4 separate regions of the Homo sapiens genome follow, and regions 1, 2 and 3 are each linked to region 4. A link is a contact called in ENCODE Hi-C or POLR2A ChIA-PET data. All regions are on one chromosome and are shown on one strand. The core of a region is the stretch at or near the end of the contact, and the rest is flanking DNA. Distances in the headings are between cores, read along the strand shown.

Evidence for each region. A loop is a pair of places that touch in the nucleus more often than their neighbours do. ChIA-PET counts read pairs that join two places held with the same protein, here RNA polymerase II (POLR2A). Pooled maps may share reads with other maps.
Region 1: a pooled map shows a loop between it and region 4 (6-fold over the local background). The contact joins the promoter of LINC00324 here to the promoter of MYH10 in region 4. A Hi-C loop is called at or near these places in 1 of 37 single-sample maps with no recorded cell type and 6 of 50 pooled maps. POLR2A ChIA-PET finds 5 or more read pairs at or near these places in 1 of 52 experiments (MCF 10A).
Region 2: a map of OCI-LY7 shows a loop between it and region 4 (3-fold over the local background). The contact joins the promoter of PIK3R5 here to the promoter of MYH10 in region 4. A Hi-C loop is called at or near these places in 2 of 168 maps with a recorded cell type or tissue (OCI-LY7 and naive thymus-derived CD4-positive, alpha-beta T cell) and 7 of 50 pooled maps.
Region 3: a loop to region 4 is called in a pooled map, with 2.9 times the contacts of the local background. The contact joins the enhancer-like site here to the promoter of MYH10 in region 4. A Hi-C loop is called at or near these places in 1 of 37 single-sample maps with no recorded cell type and 1 of 50 pooled maps. POLR2A ChIA-PET finds 5 or more read pairs at or near these places in 1 of 52 experiments (H1).

What each region holds. Positions count from the first base shown.
Region 1 is chr17:8,222,634-8,225,390 of GRCh38, reverse strand. It overlaps LINC00324 (long intergenic non-protein coding RNA 324), which reads left to right and starts at 1,348. Exons shown (of 3, transcript NR_026951.1): 1 at 1,348-1,579; 2 at 2,117-2,757. It overlaps CTC1 (CST telomere replication complex component 1), which reads left to right. Exons shown (of 23, transcript NM_025099.6): 23 at 1-576. It overlaps TRP-CGG1-3 (tRNA-Pro (anticodon CGG) 1-3), which reads left to right and starts at 2,487; the gene lies at 2,487-2,558. RefSeq lists enhancers at 1,565-1,804, 2,055-2,184, 1,731-2,472 and a silencer at 2,535-2,584.
Region 2 is chr17:8,964,433-8,967,132 of GRCh38, reverse strand. It overlaps PIK3R5 (phosphoinositide-3-kinase regulatory subunit 5), which reads left to right and starts at 1,426. Exons shown (of 19, transcript NM_001142633.3): 1 at 1,426-1,537. It overlaps PIK3R5-DT (PIK3R5 divergent transcript), which reads right to left and starts at 1,286. Exons shown (of 3, transcript NR_184080.1): 1 at 1,130-1,286; 2 at 1-366. RefSeq lists silencers at 1,013-1,112, 1,183-1,502.
Region 3 is chr17:8,924,735-8,927,434 of GRCh38, reverse strand. All of the region lies in intron 1 of PIK3R5 (phosphoinositide-3-kinase regulatory subunit 5), which reads left to right. Among named protein-coding and RNA genes, the nearest start is that of PIK3R5, 40 kb to the left of the region's middle. Within about 2 kb of position 1,439, at least 3 of the 41 ENCODE cell types and tissues checked have a DNase peak (open chromatin) inside an H3K27ac peak, as active enhancers do.
Region 4 is chr17:8,629,413-8,632,112 of GRCh38, reverse strand. It overlaps MYH10 (myosin heavy chain 10), which reads left to right and starts at 1,388. Exons shown (of 43, transcript NM_001256012.3): 1 at 1,388-1,459. RefSeq lists a silencer at 517-1,196 and enhancers at 681-1,458, 1,459-2,236, 2,237-2,700.

The sequences.
Region 1 (2,757 bases), core at 99-2,598, 410 kb after region 4:
CAAATGGCTTGAAGGAATTGCTACCTCCAGGTCAAGCCAGGGATGCAGCACTGCCGAGACCACGTTTGTGCCAAGCACTGGGCTGGACCCTGTGCAGAACCAAATGAACAAGGCACGTTCCCCTTTCAGCACTAACGGCACTGTAAGAACAGGGAGAAGTGGAATCTAATCTGGCCTGAGGGTAGAGGGTGATCAGCTAAGTCTGAAACACCATGTAGAAACTTGCCATGTATGGCCGGGCGCGGTGGCTCACGCCTGTAATCCCAGCGCTTTGGGAGGCCAAGGTGGGCGGATCACGAGGTCAGGAGTTCCAGACCAGCAGCCTGGCCAACATAGTGAAACCTGGTAACATAGTGAAACCTCGTCTCTACTAAAAATGCAAAAAATTAGCCAGGCGTGGTGGCAGGCGCCTGCAGTCCTAGCTACTTGGGAGGCTGAGGCAAGAGAATCGCTTCAACCTTGGAGGGGGGAGGAGGTGTTGTCAGCCGAGATCGCGCCACTGCATCCCAGCCTGGGCAACAAGAGTGAAACTCCGTCTCAAAAAAATGAAATAAAATAAACGAATGATCAGCTGTTTGTTAGTTCTTGGTTATTAAAAGTGGGGTCTATGTACGCACTTTTCTGAGGAAAAAATAAAGTGTGGGGTATGTGGATGGGATTATGTGTGAACTCCCTGGATTGTATACATGTTTAGGAAGAGGGCCATAGCTTTTTTTTTTTTTTTTTTTTTTTGAGACGGAGGGAGTCTCATTCTGTCACCCAGGCTGGAGTGCAATGGCACAATATTGACTCACTGCAACCTCCGCTTCCCGGGTTCAAGCAATTCTCCTGCCTCAGTCTCCCGAGTAGCTGGGATTACAGGCGCCCGCCACCACGCCTGGCTAATTTTTGTATATTTAGTAGAGACGGGGTTTCACCATTTTGGTCAGGCTGGTCTTGAACTCCTGACCTTGTGATCCACCCACCTCAGCCTCCCAAAGTGCTGGGATTACAGGTGTGAGCCACTGTGCCCGGTGAAGAGGGACATAGCTTTCATAAGGGTCATAAAGGATTTAGGCCTCCCCTTCTGCAGCGTTTAAGTGCCTGAGGCCAGGGAAGAGGTGACTGGATTATTTTGCAGAGAAAGCTGGGGCCCAAGGGGAGGGAGACAGGAATTGGAAAAGGGTAGGAATGGGGGAGGAGATGCCAGATCAGCCCTGAGAACCTCTTTACCCATCTCAAAGACTTGGGACACTAATGGGAAAGGCTGGGCTAACTTCTGCTGCCCTTCCCCACTGTCTGTCCAGGGGAACCTGGGAAAGACAAATAGGAGCTGAATCCTTCACTGAAAGCCCCGTCATCGTATCTATGGGTTGGGCATTAGGAACGGCCTGGCCCCACAAATCACACAACTGGGGTGTAGAACAAAATGGTTCCACAGATGACACCAGGCTGGTCCAGGGCCGATGCAGGCCAGAACCCCGCTGGGAGGACTCCCCAGAACAGGCACTGAGCTGAGGAAAGGCAGGACACGTGGTCTGCTACCGACCCCACCAGATCTTGCTGGGACTCTGGGCAGCTCCGGAGTAAGAGCAGCATGGTGAGTGTTTAAGAGCGCAGAGGCTCACTGGGCAGTCCCGGGGACACTGCTAAGTCCCCAAACCGGGTCTACAGGCCTTCGACCACATTCATGCGGCCACGTGCCTCAGAGCCTTCGGGGGGTCTTAGGAGGCAGGCAGGAGGGTCTCCCTTCTAGGCCATTCTAGGAGGGGACTGGGGAGCAGAGGTTAGACTGTAGGGTAGGGGTAACCTGATCTTACAGTCCGGAAGCCATGAGACTAGTCGCCTGGCCTTGCGCCCCGCCCCACTGCAGGGTGGAAAGCCTGTCCCCCTCCAGTCACCCAGCTCAATAACGCCCTCTTCCGTGGGTCTTCTGGGCCCCAGAAATCGTTCCCTCTTTCCCTCGCTTGGGTACTGCCATGCGGTCTGGGGAACCCGTGGACTATCGATGGGTCTGGCCCAGGGTTTGCCCTGCCCGTTAGCCCAGGAGGATAGACAGACACGGGGCACTGGTGTTCCCCTAGTGATTTCTCCTGCCCGTCCCGAAAGCAAGCAATTCCACCGCTTCTCTTCAAAGCTCTGCAACGAAGAGCTAGGTCCAAGGACCGCAGGCGGAGGCAGGAAGTGTCAAGATCCCAGGTTACGGAATGGCACCAAGTCGGTAACCAAAGGAAGCAACAACCCGGGTGTTCAAGGCAGTCGTGCAAGGCGGCGCGGGGGCGAGGCCGAGGCCACTCCCTCCCACTTCCTTGACGCTATTTCCTGGGAGGAGCCGGAGCTCGCGGCCCGGAGCCAAGAGATTCCCAGCCCAGTGCTCCAAAATACTCGGCCTGGGGGAGGCTGGTCCGTGAGCGTGCGCCCGGACCGTTCCGCCATGCATAGTGGACCCAGCACTACAGCAAGCCTGGCACGACCTCTAAGGCGGTTCGCGGCAACGTCCGCACGTCGGCTCGTTGGTCTAGGGGTATGATTCTCGCTTCGGGTGCGAGAGGTCCCGGGTTCAAATCCCGGACGAGCCCTCCTTTACCTTTTACTGAGACAAGAGTGTCTTCAAGGAATAGGTTACCTGACCAGCGCTGCAGGAGGCTTGACTGTAAGTCATCAATGTACAGTAAGCTCTTTTGTGGCACCGCGGTAGCAGAAAGCATCTCAATCCCCAGACCCGCCTGGCATGTCAGGAAGAGACGAGGCACGCCCAGACTTGGGCAGGTCCCTCCC
Region 2 (2,700 bases), core at 177-2,676, 330 kb before region 4:
TTCTTGGTATTTCGGGAGTCAGGAAAAGAAAAGTCATTGGTGTTCATATCTCTCAAAGCCTCAGGTAGGGCTGCGGCTTTTGACCAACAATAACGTATGACCATGACCTTGTGGCCGAGTTTGCACGCCTCTAACAGATATTATGACACAGTTCCATTCAATAGTGGAAGTGGAGATTTCAGCGTTGCCCTTTGTTAACCCACAAATGAAGTGCTACTCTTCCATTGTGAGGGCTGTCGGAGCAGTAGCCAACCTTCTTATCCCCATTTTTTAAACGAGGGAAAGGAGGCATAGGAAGCGCAGTGTCTTGTGGGATTCCCTGGGGAGTCCTTCCAACTCTTGGTAGAGCATCATCTGCAACGTCGTCTGGGGGAGAAAAGGGGGAGGCAAGAAGAGGGCCTTGACCCTGGAGGCAGGAACTCCCGCACACCCTCACTCCCTTCCCCAGGGGCTGGGGAAACCACTCAGGTGACAGTAGCCTTGGTGCCGGCCAGGGAGGGCGGGAAGTCCAGCCAGAGGCTGGAACAGCAGTGCTGAACGCCGGGACTGGCTGGTATTTCTATGAAGGTTCCTGCAGAAGGATGCGGGTCAAGGTGCCCGTCTGCACAGCAGTAGTGCAGGCATTTTAAGGGTTAAGGGCACCCAAAGAAAATAGAAGTAGGGGCCGGGCGCAGTGGCTCACGCCTGTAATCCCAGCACTTTGGGAAGCCGAGGCGGGCGGATCACGAGGTCAAGAGATCGAGACCATCCTGGCCAACATGGTGAAACCCCGTCTCTAGTAAAAATACAAAAAATTGGGCGTGGTGGCGCGCGCCTGTAGTCCCAGCTACCCGGGAGGCTGAGGCAGGAGAATCGCTTGAACCCGGGAGGCGGAGGTTGTGGGGAGTCAAGATCGTGCCACTGCACTCCAGCCTGGCGACAGAGCGAGACTCCATCTCAAAAAAAAAAAAAAAAAAAAGAAAGAAAATAGAAGTAGGAAGAGGAAGTGGGTCGCAGTGAGAGAAGGAAGCAGCTCGTCGGAGCTTCCTCTTTCTCGTCTTTCCCCTAAGCCCCTACCCCAGACCTGCCCCCCTGCTCCGCCCAGCCCTCCTGCGGGGCCAAAGCCGCGCTTCCGACGCGGGGGCCTAACCTCCCCTTACTCCTTGGGGGTCGCTGGTGCTCCGCGCTGGTGCCCCTCGGGCCACTGCCATGGACCGGCCAGGGTCTGCTTCTTCCGAGGGCTGGCGGGTCAGAGCCGGGGCTGCTTCTCAGACGCCTTGCGGCCTCGGGGGCGTGACCCAGAGGATGTGGGGCCGGGCGCGCACCTGGCTGACGCTGCCGGGCCGCCAGGTGGCTGGAGAGGCCGGCTCCGCGGTCAGCCCCGCCCCATTAGGCCCCGCCCCCTGACAGGCTCCGCCCCGCCCGCCGGAGGAGCCCAGGCTGGGCAGATGCTGCGGCTCGCCGCGCGGCTCCAGCTGGGGCGCGGTGGTCCCGACGGTCACCCGAATCGCAGGGAGTCGCCGCTGGAGAGGGGCTCGGCGCCCGGCGGGGACTGCAGGTGTGTGACTGGGCGGCCAGGGCGGATGCGGAGGGCACGCATGGGAGCTCCAGGCAGAGCTGGAGCAAGCTGGGGACCGTCGGGGAGAGTGGGCTCCGCGAGCAGCCGCCGCAGCCCGAGGGCTGGACAGATCCTGCTATCTTCCGGCCCCGTGGACCTGGCCCACCGCGGGGGCAGCGGGTCTGCAAACCTGCGCTCCAGATAACCCCAGAGACTTAAGGGGCGTCGCGGGGACCACTTATCGTTATCCGGGTAACCTCTGCTGGGCGGCTCTGCGCAGCTGTGTCCTCAGCCTCCTGCCTCTGACACAGGACGCCCTGTGTCGTAGGGTCAGGTCCCCTGCCCGCTCCAGCGGGGAACTGTCCGTGAGCGTGGGCATCAGGGCTCTTGTGCCGTCAGAACCTGGGAGTCATGGAAGTGCCCGCGTAAGGCGCCCTCCGTCGAGCCTCACTCAGCCTGCTAGTTAGCCAGCCTTGGGCCCAGACGCGGCTGCTGTCCTAGAGAACTGCACGCTTTCTGCTCTCAGAGGATCTGTGTTTACACACTGGACATCCCCGCGTGACTCGTGTGTGTGTGTGTGTGTGTGTGTGTGTGGGCATGCGCATGTGCGCGTGCTGGCCCATCCCGGCCTGGGGTAAATACACAAAAAGTTCAGGTCAGTAGGAGGAAGGAGATTGTTCAGAAGGAAAAGGAAGGCGAGGTTAAAGCAGCAGGATGTGGTATAAAGCGAGTTAACAAGACTCGGAGTAGAGAGGAGGGGTGGGTTTAGGCAGAATAAGGGCTAAAAGTAGGCCAAGCCTGCCTCCAAGGTCCTCTCTGGACTGACACCCTCGTTTTCCTTCTGTGTCTTCTCATCCACCCCACACTTTCCTTCCTGCCCTCAGGACCACCTGTAAGGCACTGGCTCCCAGAGCTGACTGCAGGTAGGGCTCTCTTGGAGCCAACCCTACAACGTGGCTTTCCAGGGATGGGATCTGGAATCTGTAGTTTTCAAAACTTTGAATGAGCTCCTTAAGTGATGATGCTGAAGCCGTTGCTTGGGAACCATGCATGATGTGGAAAAGAGACCCAAGTTCCAACCGGATCCAGCTGTGTGACCTGCAGCATCACACTGTCCCCCAACCCAGCCTCAGTCTCCTGATTCATAAAATGGGCTGTCATAC
Region 3 (2,700 bases), core at 190-2,689, 300 kb before region 4:
GGAGATAAAAGACCTGGCTATCTACTTGGCTTCTTCAGACAGTGGCCATGGCAGGGGATTTGGGGAACCTCATTACGGCCTGGCCAGGGTGGAAGTCTAAGCCGATTAACTGGCTTTTGCTGGTGGAGGTGGCACCACAATTTTCCCTGTGGAGTTTGGCTGGAATAGAGCAGGTATTGTCTAAAAGTGTCTGTCTTGCTAAGTTGCCTCTTTCCTCAGGCTTTGGCTAGAGAGAGCAGGCTTTTGTGAGGGCTTTATTTTAAATCTGCACCCATTTTTTCAGATTGCTGGCTGTTCAGCTCCAAGTCTGGAATCTATAAGGCAAAAAGAGAAGCCAGGGAACTCACCCATGCCATTCCTTGTCCCCAGGGTCCCTAGCCTGTGTGCCTTCTCTCTCTCTTTCAGGGTCTCTTATGTTAGTTTTATATATATTGTTCAGGGCTTGTAGTTGTATTTCAAATGGAATAGGGAAAAGCATATCTACTCCACTTACCCAGCACCATTTTTTAATTTATATATATATAACCTCTGTTATCTATGTGATAAAAAACAAGGCATAAAATATATATTATGAAAAATGTTTAATAAAAAATAAAAATTATTCCTATTTTTACCTCCCAGATATAATTTCTGTTAGCATTTGGACGTGTAACCATGTTGGGTAGTGACATGGTTTGGCTCCGTGTCCCCACCCAAATCTCATCTCCAATTGTACTCCCATAATTCCCATGTGTTGTGGGAGGGACCTGGTGGGAGATAATCTGAATCATGGGGGCAGTTTCCCCCATACTGTTCTTGTGGTAGTGAATAAGTCTCACGTGATTTGATGGTTCTATCAGGGGTTTTACTTTTGCATCTTCCTCATTTTTCTCTGGCTGCTGCCATGTAAGACGTGCCTTTTGCCTCCTGCTATGATTCTGAGGCCTCCCTAGCCGTGTGGAACTGTAAGTCCAATTAAACCTATTTTTCTTCCCAGTCTCAGGTATGTCTTTATCAGCAGCATGAAAATGGACTAATACGGGTAGTTTTTCTTTTGACATCGATATAGACATTTTTTTTCAAACTGGAAGAACCTTAGGGTTCTTTTGGATCCTGGGGCATTTCATAAACCCAGCTCTTCTGAGCAAAGCTTCCCAAAGCAGTTGCCTCTCTGTCACTTCTCTCTCCTTAGCCCATTCCATTTGGTCTTTTCTTCCTGCACTTGTTCTTTCATGGTCACTCAAACCCTCCATGTCACCAGATCCAGTGGCCACTTCTCTGCCCTCATGCTGTAGACCTTGCAGTGGCATTCCTCACTCCCTCCTTGAAACATGCTTGTTTTGGATCCTGTCACATCGTGTTCTCCTCCTGCTCATGAGCTGCATCTTCTCAGTGTCTTTTTGTGATACTTCCGGTGCCACCTCTTAACACTGGAGGTGTTCTCCTCACTCTTCTCGCTTCACATGGTTCACAGCCTCAGTGACCACAGCACCATGTGAACTCCCAAATAGAGAGCTGTAGCCCAGACCTCTCCATTGGGGTCTGAAGGGGATAGAACTCGGACAAAGCAGGACTCTTGTTTTCCTCTCCCAAATTGTCCTCTCCCCAAACTTCTCCATCTCAGTGAATGTGATGCATCTATCTGCATTAAAGGAAAAGACAAAAGGGGATGAAGCATCCAAGGAAAAAGTGCACACCCACTTGGGGACCAAAATGTACTCAGCCATGATGCAAGCTGTACCCACTTATTATAGAGATTTTGGCCTGAACCTAAGCCTGGATTTTCTTAATCCATTTCCATCTGATTTAGACATAATGTCAATCCCTCATTCTGGCTTGTCAGTGTTGGTTTCAGTTTGGATTGTATGCATGTGTGTTCCTTTTTTCTCTATCTATCTATCTATCCATCTACTATCTATCTACTATCTATCTATCTATCCATCTACTATCTATCCATCTACTATCTATCCATCTACTATCTATCTATCATCCATCTACTATCTATCCATCTACTATCTATCTCTCCATCTACTATCTACCTATCCATCTACTATCTCTCCATCTACTATCTATCTATCTATCCATCTACTATCTATCAATCCATCTATCTATCAATCTACTGTCTATCCATCTACTATCTATCCATCTACTATCTATCTATCTATCCATCTACTATCTATCATCTACTAGCTAACCATCTATCTATCTACCCATCTACTATCTATCTATCCATCTACTATCTATCTATCTATCCATCTACTTTCTGTCTATCTATCTACCCATCTATCCATCTACTATCTAGCTATCTATTCATCTACTATCTATCTATCCATCTACTATCTATCTATCCATCTACTTTCTATCTATCCACTATCTATCTATCCATCTATCCATCTACTATCTATCTATCTATTCATCTACTATCTATCTATCTATCCATCTACTATCTAACTATCTATCTGGTATATTTGGTGAGAAGTTGGGAGAGACTGCATCAGTGCCTGATGCCCTAATGTCATAGTAAGTTGTCCATTAGAGATCTAGAGAGTTCTAGACTGGGCTAAACGGGACTCTTGACATCAGCGTTTGTTTCATAAAAAGTTGTAAAAACCACACCTGGCCAAGTATCGGGAGGAGTGTCTGATTTCAGTTCTGTCCACAAACCTGATGAGTATCTGTTTTCTTGTTAGAGAGGTTTCGCTCTAAAGCATATTCATGAAT
Region 4 (2,700 bases), core at 139-2,638:
ATTAAAATGCTCCCATAGCCTACATTAATAACTGATTAATAACTGCATCTTGCTGTGAATTTTTATGATCTTGACTTTCAGGTTTTGTATGAATAATTCATTTTGTTCATGTGATTTAGACTTTATTATATTTATATATAATTATGCAAGAGTTTTGTTGCAGTTGCCTAGATTCTGCAGACATTTCATTAAATTTTATTTACTTTGATTTTTCCAGTTTCCTTTCGTTATTTTGGGGCCACTGTTTTTCAGTCTCCAACGTTTTCATAAGCCCTAGGGGATATGACAGCGCTACAGGAATCCAGCCTTATATTCTTAAGAACCTCTCATAGCCCTTCACGTAGGGAGCTCTGATGAATGAATGAAGGAGCGACTGAACGAGTGAATGAATGAGGTGAATAAAGTTTCTTCCAAGTTTTCTCTCCAAGGTCGGTTCTCTTCTCATTCTTCTGGAATCTCAGCCTTGCCTGGAGGCTGGGCAGGAGAGCCTCTCACCCCGCTAACACCAAAACTGCGACCTTGGAGGACCGTGTCCTGCGCCTGGCGCTCGGCCGATCCCGGCAGAGTCCGCCTGGGGCCGGGGTCGGGACAGTGGCCGCAGCGTGGAGCGCAGCCGGGTCCCGGGCCAAACCCTGTGCGCATGGGCGGAGCAGCGCCCTCCCCCGCGTTCCTTCCCCCACTGCAGGTGAGTCGCAGCGCCGCGGCCCCAACCCCGCGCAGCCCCGGGGGTGACGTCAGGACTCTGGACCGCGCTCCGCCCCGCCCCTGCAGGCAACGCTGAGGGCCCGCGACTCCGCGGTGGAACCCCGTCCCGCTGCGGTACATGCCGGCTGCCGCAAGCACAGGGGGCGACCGGGCGCTCGAATGTGCTGCGGCTGCGGCGGCTGCCTGACGCTAGGACGAGGAGTCTGCAGTCAGAGCGCCAGCCTCCTGCCGCGGCCCACCTGCCCCGCGGCCCGCACAGCCAATGTCAGCGCAGCGCGCCGGCCGCCGCGGGGCCCGCACCCGCAGCCTCGCGGGATCGCCGGGCGTTCAGCCAGCCTCAGCTGTCCATCTACGCACGAGCCAGCCAATCCCGCGCCACTGCCCCGGCCGCACCTCCCGGAGCCTATGACGGGCGTAAGAGCCAGCCCATGAGATTGGGGCCTCTGTGGCCTGGGCTGGGAGCGGGAGCCAATGAGCGTCATTCCAGGTGGGTGGAGGGAGCCGGACTCGGGAAGGTAGCTTCGTTCGGGTTGCTAACGTCTTCCCTTGGAGATGGGCGCGCAAACCAACCAGTGGGTCTGGGGGCGGCGGTGATGGGCGTGGAGCTGGCCCAATGAGGGTAGGGGTGGGTGGGGCAGCCCCGAGCAGCAGTGCTAAAGGAGCCCGGCGGAGGCAGCGGTGGGTTTGGGACTGAGGCGCTGGATCTGTGGTCGCGGCTGGGGACGTGCGCCCGCGCCACCATCTTCGGCTGAAGGTGAGAGGTGCGGCTACCCGGGTCCGAGTGCACGGCCCAGGGCTGGGGGACAGTTTGTGGAGGGAGGAATGGCTCCTGGGCTGAGGGGTCCCGGGCGGCTCTGGAGGACAGGAACGGGGGACCGAAGCGGGAGCTGGGGAAGACAGAGGGGCTTCTGAGCTGTAGGGTTTGTGCTGCGGGGACCTTAGGTTAGTTTGAGCAGGGTCCTGGGCTGGGGGCACTGGGACCTCAGTGGGTGGAGATGGAGAGACTCCCGGAGGAGCGGGGAATGAAGTCCTTGTGAAACCCGCGGGGGTCAGGGCCTGGGTGTGCAGGAGGGCGACCCCTGGGGGGCTGGGGGATGGAGATCTGGGGGTGGGGACGTGAGGACCAGGTTCTCGGTGGGTGGGATCCCTGGGGGCGCGAGGTCGAGGGGCTAGTGTCCCGGCGGAGGTCTCGGCGTGCCCCGCGAGCCAGTGTCTGCCTCCCAGGAAGAGAGGGGATTCTAAGCGGGGCTGGAAAGCGCAGTCCCGGCGGTAGGGTGGGGGGGCGCTGGGCAGGAAGGGCCCCTGCGTGGGTTGCTGGGTGGGTTAGGCCTGGCGCGACCGGTCCCCCGCAGCACCAGAGGGGTTCACCATGGGCTTGGAAGGCGGGCGGCGCGCGCCCGACCCGTGGGTGGAGGGACAGGAGGGCATTGGCTCTGCGCGGCCGGGGAAGCGCGCGGCGGGTGAGGGGCTCCGGAGCCGGCCGCGGGCGTGGGGAGGGTCGGACTCCGCCGGCGCCGGGGAAGGAGCGCGGGAGGAGGGCGTCCTGCCGCGCCCTCCGTGGAGCGCCTAGGCCGGGGGTGGACGCCCTGCGAGGCCCAGGCGGTTTGAGGGGGCGAGGCGGGAAATGTGGCGGGGCGCGCTGCAGCAGGACGGCCGGGGGGAGGGTCAGCACTCGCCTCGGGATCCCTTTATTGTGTAAGCGAGCTGGGAATGGCTCGCCGCAGTCTCTTCATTGCCTTCTGCAGTTGGGGGTCACACCCTGATCCCATAAAATCGGACTGGAATTGGTTCGGAGGGAAGTTGAAGCCGCGGAGTCCTGGCATTTGTGGGGGCTTTGTGGGCCTGTGGTGGGCGGATGCGGCCCTGGGAAGCGGGAGGCCCCCAGCCAGGCCTGTTTGGAACTAGGGCCTTAGGAAGGAGGTTGGCGACTCGGCGGGTCAGACCGGGCTGGTGAGGTTTGGATAACGTGGCCTCTGCCTACAGCCGTTATCTCTG